Linked DNA regions of Homo sapiens: region 2 is linked to region 1. Evidence: chromatin loops called from intact Hi-C (ENCODE). Cell type or tissue: IMR-90. All regions are shown on one strand. Each heading gives the region's core, and the rest is flanking DNA. Links, peaks and the distances in the headings are about the cores only.

What was found. A loop is a pair of places that touch in the nucleus more often than their neighbours do. Peaks named below come from ENCODE experiments on the same cell type or tissue, not always from the same donor. Only the 100,000 strongest peaks of a DNase experiment are listed, where the experiment ranks them.
Region 2: it touches region 1 in a loop (7-fold over the local background); 1 of 110 quality-filtered maps calls a loop at or near these places.

What each region holds. Positions count from the first base shown.
Region 1 is chr4:79,650,491-79,654,897 of GRCh38, reverse strand. No RefSeq gene overlaps it. Among named protein-coding and RNA genes, the nearest start is that of LINC02469, 11 kb to the left of the region's middle. In IMR-90, for the core only: no CTCF peak of the experiment used is centred there; DNase peaks (open chromatin) are centred at 2,547 and 3,677; H3K27ac peaks cover 2,000 bases.
Region 2 is chr4:80,009,797-80,014,203 of GRCh38, reverse strand. The region is part of intron 11 of ANTXR2 (ANTXR cell adhesion molecule 2); the gene reads left to right. Among named protein-coding and RNA genes, the nearest start is that of ANTXR2, 61 kb to the left of the region's middle. In IMR-90, for the core only: no CTCF peak of the experiment used is centred there; a DNase peak (open chromatin) is centred at 2,383; H3K27ac peaks cover 313 bases.

The DNA of each region.
Region 1 (4,407 bases), core at 286-4,285:
TAGACTATGACAAGATGAAGAATCAATTTCAGAGAAGAAGCTTCTTATTAATATAAACTTACCGGATGTTTTTGAGAAAAAAATTAACAAAAATGATTTCCTGATGACATTGAAAAGAGCCTTTTAAAATAAGTTAGAAAGCTAAGTGAGATGTGATGATTTCCACTATGTCATTAATTTCTGTGAAAATTATTAACTATTACAAAGTACATCACCTAAATATATGTGTGTGTGTGTGTGTGTATATATATATATAATATATAAATTATTCATTTGGTTTAAGTAACATTTTCTACTATATGATTGGGCAGATAATGGAATTATTGAACTGGCTTAATGTTTCTTGCTGTTGGCACGTTTTAGAAAATATAATAAGAATGCCGGAACTGGAATTGAAAAAGAGGTTAAGTATCACTTTGCATAATCTTTAGTAGAGTGATGATAAATTGGATTATTTCATTGGTCCTTCAATAATGAGGCCTATTGTTTGTCAATTACTGATCACAATTGTTTGGTTCCCCTTAGTAATAATATACATGTGCACTTTGCCATGGATTTGGAATACACATAGTGTATTTCCCTGATCGTCAGTCATGTAATTTGTGTTGGACAAAAGATGTTAGTAGCAGATGTGACAAGTGGAGAACTGAGATGTGCTTGTGTGCTTGGGCATGTTTCATGCACTTCTGGAATTACATGAGAAGAGATTCTCATAGGGAGTTATTGGCAGTTCACCCGGGACCCTAGAGTTTTGGCACACAGAACAGACCTGAGCCTCACGTACAGCAGAGACCAGAGCATGCACAGACCTGACTCACAGCTTGGAGCCAAGACCAGCTGAGCTCAGCCTCGACAGCTAAGCCAGAGCTGACCTACAAACACACAAAAGTTAATAAATAATTGTTATTTTAAGCCATTGGATTGCGGAGTGATTTTCTAAGTGGTATTATTGTGGAAATATTAACTAATGCAGAAATCGGTACCTAAAAGTGGGGTACTGACATAACCAATATTTAAAATATTTGCCAGTGGCTTTGGAATTGAGTGACAGAGAGCAAAGAAACTTATAGAATAGGCCGAAAAAAATATTATGTAGTGGCAAAACATTTGGTAAGACTGTCACCTGTGGTTACGCTGAAGAAATAAAATAAATAACTACTGAAATGCCAGCTTTGGAGAAGGAGCTTTTGAAGCAGAAAGTTGAAAATGTGCTGATTGTTATGAGCTGCATTTCATAAGGTCCTGCGCTATTGAGAGGAGCTCAGAAAAGAACTCACAGGTCAACAAGAATAAGTGATCGTTGTTTTAAGCCCCTGAGTTGTGGGTGGTTGGTTACACAGCATTATTGTGGCAACACTTAGCAGCTAAGAGACTTAAAATATATGTTAGTTTTACTTCAACAGCCCCACTTTTTTTCCTCATATAAATATGGGCAAATCTCTATGCTGGTTGTTATGAAGAAGACAGAGAAAAATCATTTATTTTATAGAATTATTGGTATTTATAGGTAATTAAATTTTATTTTCAGGTAAATTAGTTTAAAATATTACATTTAATAAAAAGATGGTTAATAATTTTTAAATATAAATGTTTTATAAATATGAACCATATTATAAATATATTTATTTATATATAATAAATATATTTTATAATATAGACAGATTCTGGCATCTTAACTATAAGAGATATTTAAAATAGTAAAGGGCTGATGACAATTCTGAGCAACTCAACAATTACGTTATGTTATGCTTACTAGTTTTGCCTCTTAGTGAGAGAATAATATATATTCTTGTATTTATTTTAATTGCTGGTAAATGCATCACTAACCAAGTTAAGATACTCCAGAGTTGAACTGAACCAATATGGCCAGAGTGATTAATTTGGTTTAAATCACTACTGGAGTCTTAATTCTAGGAAGAGACCTCATAAATTCTAGCACAGTACAAGCCAGCAAGGTTGCAGTGCCAGTGTTAATGTTTATGCCTGTGTCCTGGCTCAGTACATTATCCCTAAATGAAGACCAACCAAAAACAGTCCAAACAAGAGATGGGCTGCCAGAGGAGATTTTCAGCATTAATAATAACTTGTACATATTTATTCACCTCAGTTGTCTGATTGAGGAAGACTAATCTGTAAAGGGCACCTTGCACACAGTGCTACTGTGGGATTGCAATAAAGTAAGAATATGAACATAATTATTATGTTACCAAAAAGTTCACTATTTGACAGAAACAAGAACAAAGGCTACACCTTATATTTCTATGGAGACATTTTGTGCACTATTTCCGTTTGTTTTTCTCCCTCCTTTCCTTGGGTACCCTATCCCTCCTAAAGAAAAATAAAAGTGCAACATGTACACAGACCAGAACAGGAATGAAAAACTCTCACTGTTATTATGAGCCCATGTAATAAAGCTCAAATTTCAACTGTGTCAAACATTCCAAGTTTATCTTAAATATTTAAAAATATTTGCTCAGCTTCCTTATCCAAACATATCCAAAAGCGTAATCCAGTAAAATGATTGCCTGTTCTTCAGTGAACTTTCCAGTTTGAGTCACGAACCTCGTGAACTAGATACATGGACACATTACTACATGCCATAGATTTCTTTCTTTCTTTTGTAATCAGGAAAAAATAGTCTGCTTCCATTGCTTAACTTGTGTTTTTATTGTCTATGATAACCAGATCTTTGGCTGTACTTTCTTTAAAAATATAAAATTTCCTAGAATTAAAAACTTTTAAAAACTTTCTGTAAGAGAGGTTTATTATTTTTATTTCATTTTTGTTTTGTTTGCTGGAAAATGGGATATATTAAAGCGTATTATTTTTTAAGGACTCATTTTAATTTGTTGGGTGGTGGCTGAGCTAAAATATGTGTTGTTAATATAAAATAAGAAAAGTCAGGAGACATATCTGTATCTATGAGAGTAGGCATTAGTGAGAGTAAACAGAATGGACTTCTAGAGTAGAATTTGATTCTGTAGCATTCTGTTTGTGTGATAAAAATTCCTCCTTAATACATTCCAGATCAATCAAGATATTAAAGCCAAGGTTATTTGCATCCATCAAATGTAATCACACCCACTGGCATCAGGGCTATGGAATTCTGGGCTTCACTTGCCCTGGGAGTTCAAAGGCTGTAGCAATAACCCATTAGCATATTTCCCACAGACAGGGTAGTGGAATGATTGAATATTTAACCAATGCCAAACATCACAATGCACCTCCTCTACTTGAGAATTGAACCTGTCAGCTCCTAAATTGTTTGCATTTTCAAGCAGTTAACACAGTTTACCATCTGAAAACCATCACATCACCCCTATTTCTATAGCAAATTGCTTCATAAATGTTAAGTTAAAGGATAATGTTATACTTCCAACCATAATTGGCAGACTGAGATAATTTGTTCCATGTATATTTTATCACTGACTTAAGAGGGAATAGCAAAGGGAAGAGTAGGAACCACTGCTCACATTTTTGGCATAAAATAATAGCTGCTTTTTCTTAAGTAGATGAATCAAAAAAACCACAAAACTTGCACTTATTTATTGTGAGTCTGATGTTACCTCATCAAGAGAAACTGATCAGGTTTCTATGGTATTTCACATCTACAAACCATGGCATTATTTCCACCAGCTGTTAATGCTGCTACTAAAATTAGGGCCAGGAGCTCCACAGCTTAAGCAACTTAAGTGGGTTTGGAAATAACATTTGTTCACGCTCTGTTTATATGCTTTTGGTTTTTCATAAGTACAGTATGTTAGAGGAGCTCATCGTGAAATTCATTTCTACGTAATTAGAGTAGCCAAGTTCAAGGAGTATGGTGCCTGTTTGAGATTTCTCAGTTTCACTTTACTGGGTTGGAATGCCCTGTCCCAGTTTGGCTCAGACATGATATTTCCTCTAGACTAGAGTTGTAAAGAAAGCAATTTAAAATGCATAAGCACAGTGCCTGAGTCATACCATATATCAACCACCCAGCAGGATATTCACACTAAAGCATTGTCTCACTTCCTAATTGCTAAAGGAAAGTCCCTACTCCCTTCCCAACTATTTAATATTCATGTGAATTTGTATCAACTGTGTCCAGGCAGAATGAAAAGCTACATATTAGAGCATCATAGAATAACTTGAAATTCACAGGACCAGATTTTCCCCAGAACAAACTTTTCAAATTGAAGAATCAAGGATTCTTATTTTACCTTAATTTTTCCTGGAAAAAAAAAAAGCCAGAACTAGATGTCAGGAAGCTTGAGTTGTAGCCTTTGCTCAACCACTAAATAATTAGATAATTCAACCAACATGTATTTATACTTATTAAGGGTTTTTCATAGTGGTAGATGTCAGAATCGAGGAAATTCATGCTTTTACAAAATTCATAGCCTGGTGGTGGGAACTAATTGGATA
Region 2 (4,407 bases), core at 131-4,130, 360 kb before region 1:
AGTTTAATCAAGCAGAAGAAATAGGTAAGGCTGTCTTGATGAATAAAGTAAGTGAAGAAATAAGAGAAAGAACTGCTTAAGACGTGGGAAGACCAGACACCGAGTGAAGAAGACAAAGGAAGATAGAATTCCAAGGTGAAGAGAGGGCAGCAGTACATGCCTGGGAGAGGCCAAGGTGAGCCAGGGCTGAGAAAATGTCCGAGGGGTCACCGGTGATCTCCCCGTGTCTGCCAAGGCTGATGACTTGAAGCCTTCTCTTTCTTATGACTTTTATTATTCCACTAGTTATTACAGGATAATAAATACTACAATTCAATTTTTCAGGTTGACAGTAATTATAGGAAAATTATTTTTCCTCCTTAAATTTAACCATTGCCTTGTATTTAACCTCAAATTCCTGTTGCCTGTGGTAGTGATATTACCATTCCATAGATATGAAAAGTGAGACTTGCGCTGATGAGATGCACCTGCTGATTTATGTATGAAATATCTATTGAAAATAGAAGAGTATAGTGGGTAATACTATGATGAATACCTGGACCTTGGATTTAAATGATATTTAGTCTTTCAGGCATATTTGCATATGGTGAACAGGTGAAATGCAGTTAGCGATATTGCTCATTGTGAGGATAATGCTTTTTACTTGCTCAGGCATTTGAAAGCCAAACAAAGTAGAACACTATTATTGTAGTCATTGGTTAGTCCTTGTTAAAATCTCACAAATAAAGAAGCTCCTCTGTATGCTTCAGGAACATCCAGGGCTCAGTCCTATTGAGGCCTTAGGAACTGAGCTGTGAGTTCCTGTTTGCTTCTGAGCCTTTCTTACCAGCCTTGAGACATTGACGGCAGGGCTTGTGCTGTGCTTATTGCCCGTCTCTCACAACTGGTCCTTACACAGAGCAAGTGCTCCAAAATTATTTCCTAAATGAATGATTGAAAGTAACCATATATCTAGTTTAAAATGGGGAAACTAAGTTTTAGATTTAAGAGATTTAAGATTAGAGTCTGAGGAGGGTTTGTATTTAGACAATCCTTTATGTTCATCTCTCCTCAAAAGATCTTTAAAATGGATCTCTGCTTTTAAAAACATAATGGAAAGATGTCCTTTTTTTTCTCTTGGAATCACTGGTCTTCTGACTCTTTTGCAATAACAATACCAAGAACCTGTTTGCTGAGCAAGTATTAAGTGCTAGACGCTGTGTTCAGCTCTGCTGTATATGTGCTAAATCCTTTATGGCTTCATTTAGCACTCACAATCCAAGAGGAGGCTGTTCAGATTATGTTAATTTTGCAGATGAGAAAACTGAGGAACAGGAAGATACCTCCAACATTCAGTGCACTTTTATCCAAATACATTAGAAGGTACTTCTTCTTATGTGGACCCAGCCCTCAAAGAGGTGCATGGTTTGATGAGTGTAACAGCAGGTGGTTTCAGTCCTTACTGTCCCTGCAAAAGGGATACTTGAAGCCTGGAGGCTCTGAAAGGTTGTTACTTGCCCAGTTTTGCAGTCTGATAAATGCTATAATTCAGAATTGAACCCACGTCTGTCTCCCCCACCCCCTGACTGAACACTTCCACAAGTTGCCATTTTAAACCAGATTCTACATTGATTTATATAGGACAAGGGTTGGCAAATTTTTCCTGTAGAAGGCCAAATAGTAAATACATACTTAAGGCTTTGGGGGCCATATGGTCTCTGTCACAACTACTTAACTCTACCATTGTAGTGCAAAAACAGCTATAGACATTATATAAACAAATGGCTGTGTTCAGTAAAACTATGTACACTGACATTGGAATTTCTTGTAACATATTCTTCTTTTGATTTTTTCAGCTTTATGTAATACTGTAAAAAAAAAAAAGGTATTAGCTTGCTGGGGTCTTACCAAATAGATTGGCTGGATTTGACTCTTGTACCATAGTTTCCTAATTCCTGATATCAAATATTCCAAAAAGAATCCAGTAAATGAAATAATTATCTGTTTCATGACTCTGTTTTCTTTCCCTAACTCTAAATTCATGAAACAAAATTGTGGAGACCCATTTTCCCCGTTCTGTGTCTGTTTCATTCTAATGTGGCTGCTGTGAATTCACTATTTTCTAGATAGATTGCAGCAATAATAACTAATGCTCTTTTGAAACTTTCCAGTGATTCCTCTGTCCCATAGTTATGTTGCAAGGGCAGCAGTCACCCTGATTTGTTTTTATATCTCTATGATTCTCTTCACTAGAATTTTAGTTATATTTGGCAGAATAAAGTTTTTTATTCTATAACTTGCTTTTAGTGAAGAAAAGGAAATTAGATGCAGATGACACAGTCCCTGAATACACTAATCCCAGACATCAGCTCGGTTAACTGGATACAAATTCAGGCTTTCCCATTGTGTTTGTTTTGATAGCCAGAGCCACTATCAGAGCAAGAAAGATGTTAGTCATGAAAGAAAAACAGTTTCATTTTGCCCAAAACTTTATAAACATATTGGGGAAATGTGGAACACTACAGAATTCAGTCCCGTAATCAGATACCATGTTGCAAACTATGGACTTAAGAGTCAGATGAAGAAGAGTATGAAACTAGATTTGATTACATATAGATCTATATCACGAGCGAAACTAGAAGCTTCTCAGTTTTACATAGGCATGCCTCTCTTTAGAACTGAAAAAGTTCTAATAAATATTTATTACTCAAATGTCATTTTTCTTAAACAGGGTAGAAATGTTCTTGGCTTGCCAGGGTCTTACAAAATAGATTGGCTGGATTTGACCTTTGTGCCATAGTTTCCTAATTCCTGATATTGAATATTTCAAAAAGAATCCAGTAAATGAAATAGTCATCAGATAGATAGATGATAGACAGACAGATAGATAGATAGATAGATGATAGACAGATAGATAGATAGATAGATAGATAGATAGATAGATAGATAGATAGCAAGACCAGGTTGCATTTTCCCTGACGCTTTTCCCATCATGTTTGGCTTATATATATACTAGGTCTGTAGGTCTTTAGAAAGTGCATAATTTATTTTTAATTAATTTATTTAATTTATTTTTTTTGAGATGGAGTCTTTCTCTGTCGCCCAGGCTGGAGTGCGTGGCATGATCTTGGCTCACTGCAACCTCCGCCTCCCAGATTCACGCCATTCTCCTGCCTCAGCCTCCCGAGTAGCTGGGACTACAGGCGCCCACCACCATGCCTGGCTGATTTTTTGTATTTTTAGTAGAGATGGGGTTTCACCATGTTAGCCAGGATGGTCTCGATCTCCTGACCTTGTGATCCGCCCACCTCAACCTCCCAAAGTGCTGCGATTACAGGTGTGAGCCACTGTGCCCGGCCATTTTTAATTTTTTTAAGACAAATCTTTGCAATCAGTCGATATGATAATATTGTAATAATAAATTATATTTGTATCTGGAGATGCATAATATTTTGTCGATGCTACTAATGGAGGCTTTTTTTAAGGGAAAAATAAAAAATTTTGAGTATCTAGCAGGGCTAGCCCATCTACTTTGTGTTCTGTCAGTGCAATTTTCTGATTTTCCTGTTCTTGGCACATGCATAGAAGAAACAAACTAACCACTAAATTTTTAGCAGTTTCATGGCCTCTAGTTGCATGTCCTTATTTCTGAACATGGGTGTGAATTCTAAGAAAAGGGGAAACCAAATGTTCATAGAGCCCTTTTGAAAGCTGTATAGCACAGCCAAATGGTGTGCCATTTCTATGAGTGCTGTGGCTGGATCCTCATGTGGGAAAGGTCTGGTGAGAAATGTATTCCTTCTGTACATGGACAGTCACAGATAGGGGCTGTCTTACATAAGACCATATTTTTGAAGGTGAGATCAAGATTTATACATTTGACAATATTTCTCCCATAGGGTACCACAGTTTTCCATGCGTTTCTATGACATCCTTTTTCCGTTATATTCTTGTTTGCCTAGATTTTAGAGCTTAATGTGTTTGTGCCTGTGGACGGTAGCTGATTTATTCATGAATATTTAGAATTTTGTAAAGAAAGATGCACTTTGGAATGTTCTTTCTAAGAACAGGCTACTTAGGTATTTGCCTGAAAATTTCTATAAAGTATTAGTATTAATCTTCTTTCTCTTTTGCTCTTTTTCTTTTCTTCCCTGAATTTTTTCTCATAAAAAAAAAAACCACAAAACAAAACATTATTACTGAGGATCCTAGGGATTAGGCATTTGGGAGATACCCCTTGTTCCCTTGGAAACTGTTTGTACAGTAAAAGTTCAGTAAACATTCTTCTTTGTATCCATGTCTTTTGCTGTTTTTTTTCTTTAGAGTTCATTCTTTCAGTAAGTAGTTTTTTCTTTCTTTCTTTCTTTTTTTTTTTTTTGAGATGGAGTCTCACTCTGTCTCCCAGGCTGGAATGCAGTGGTGCAATCT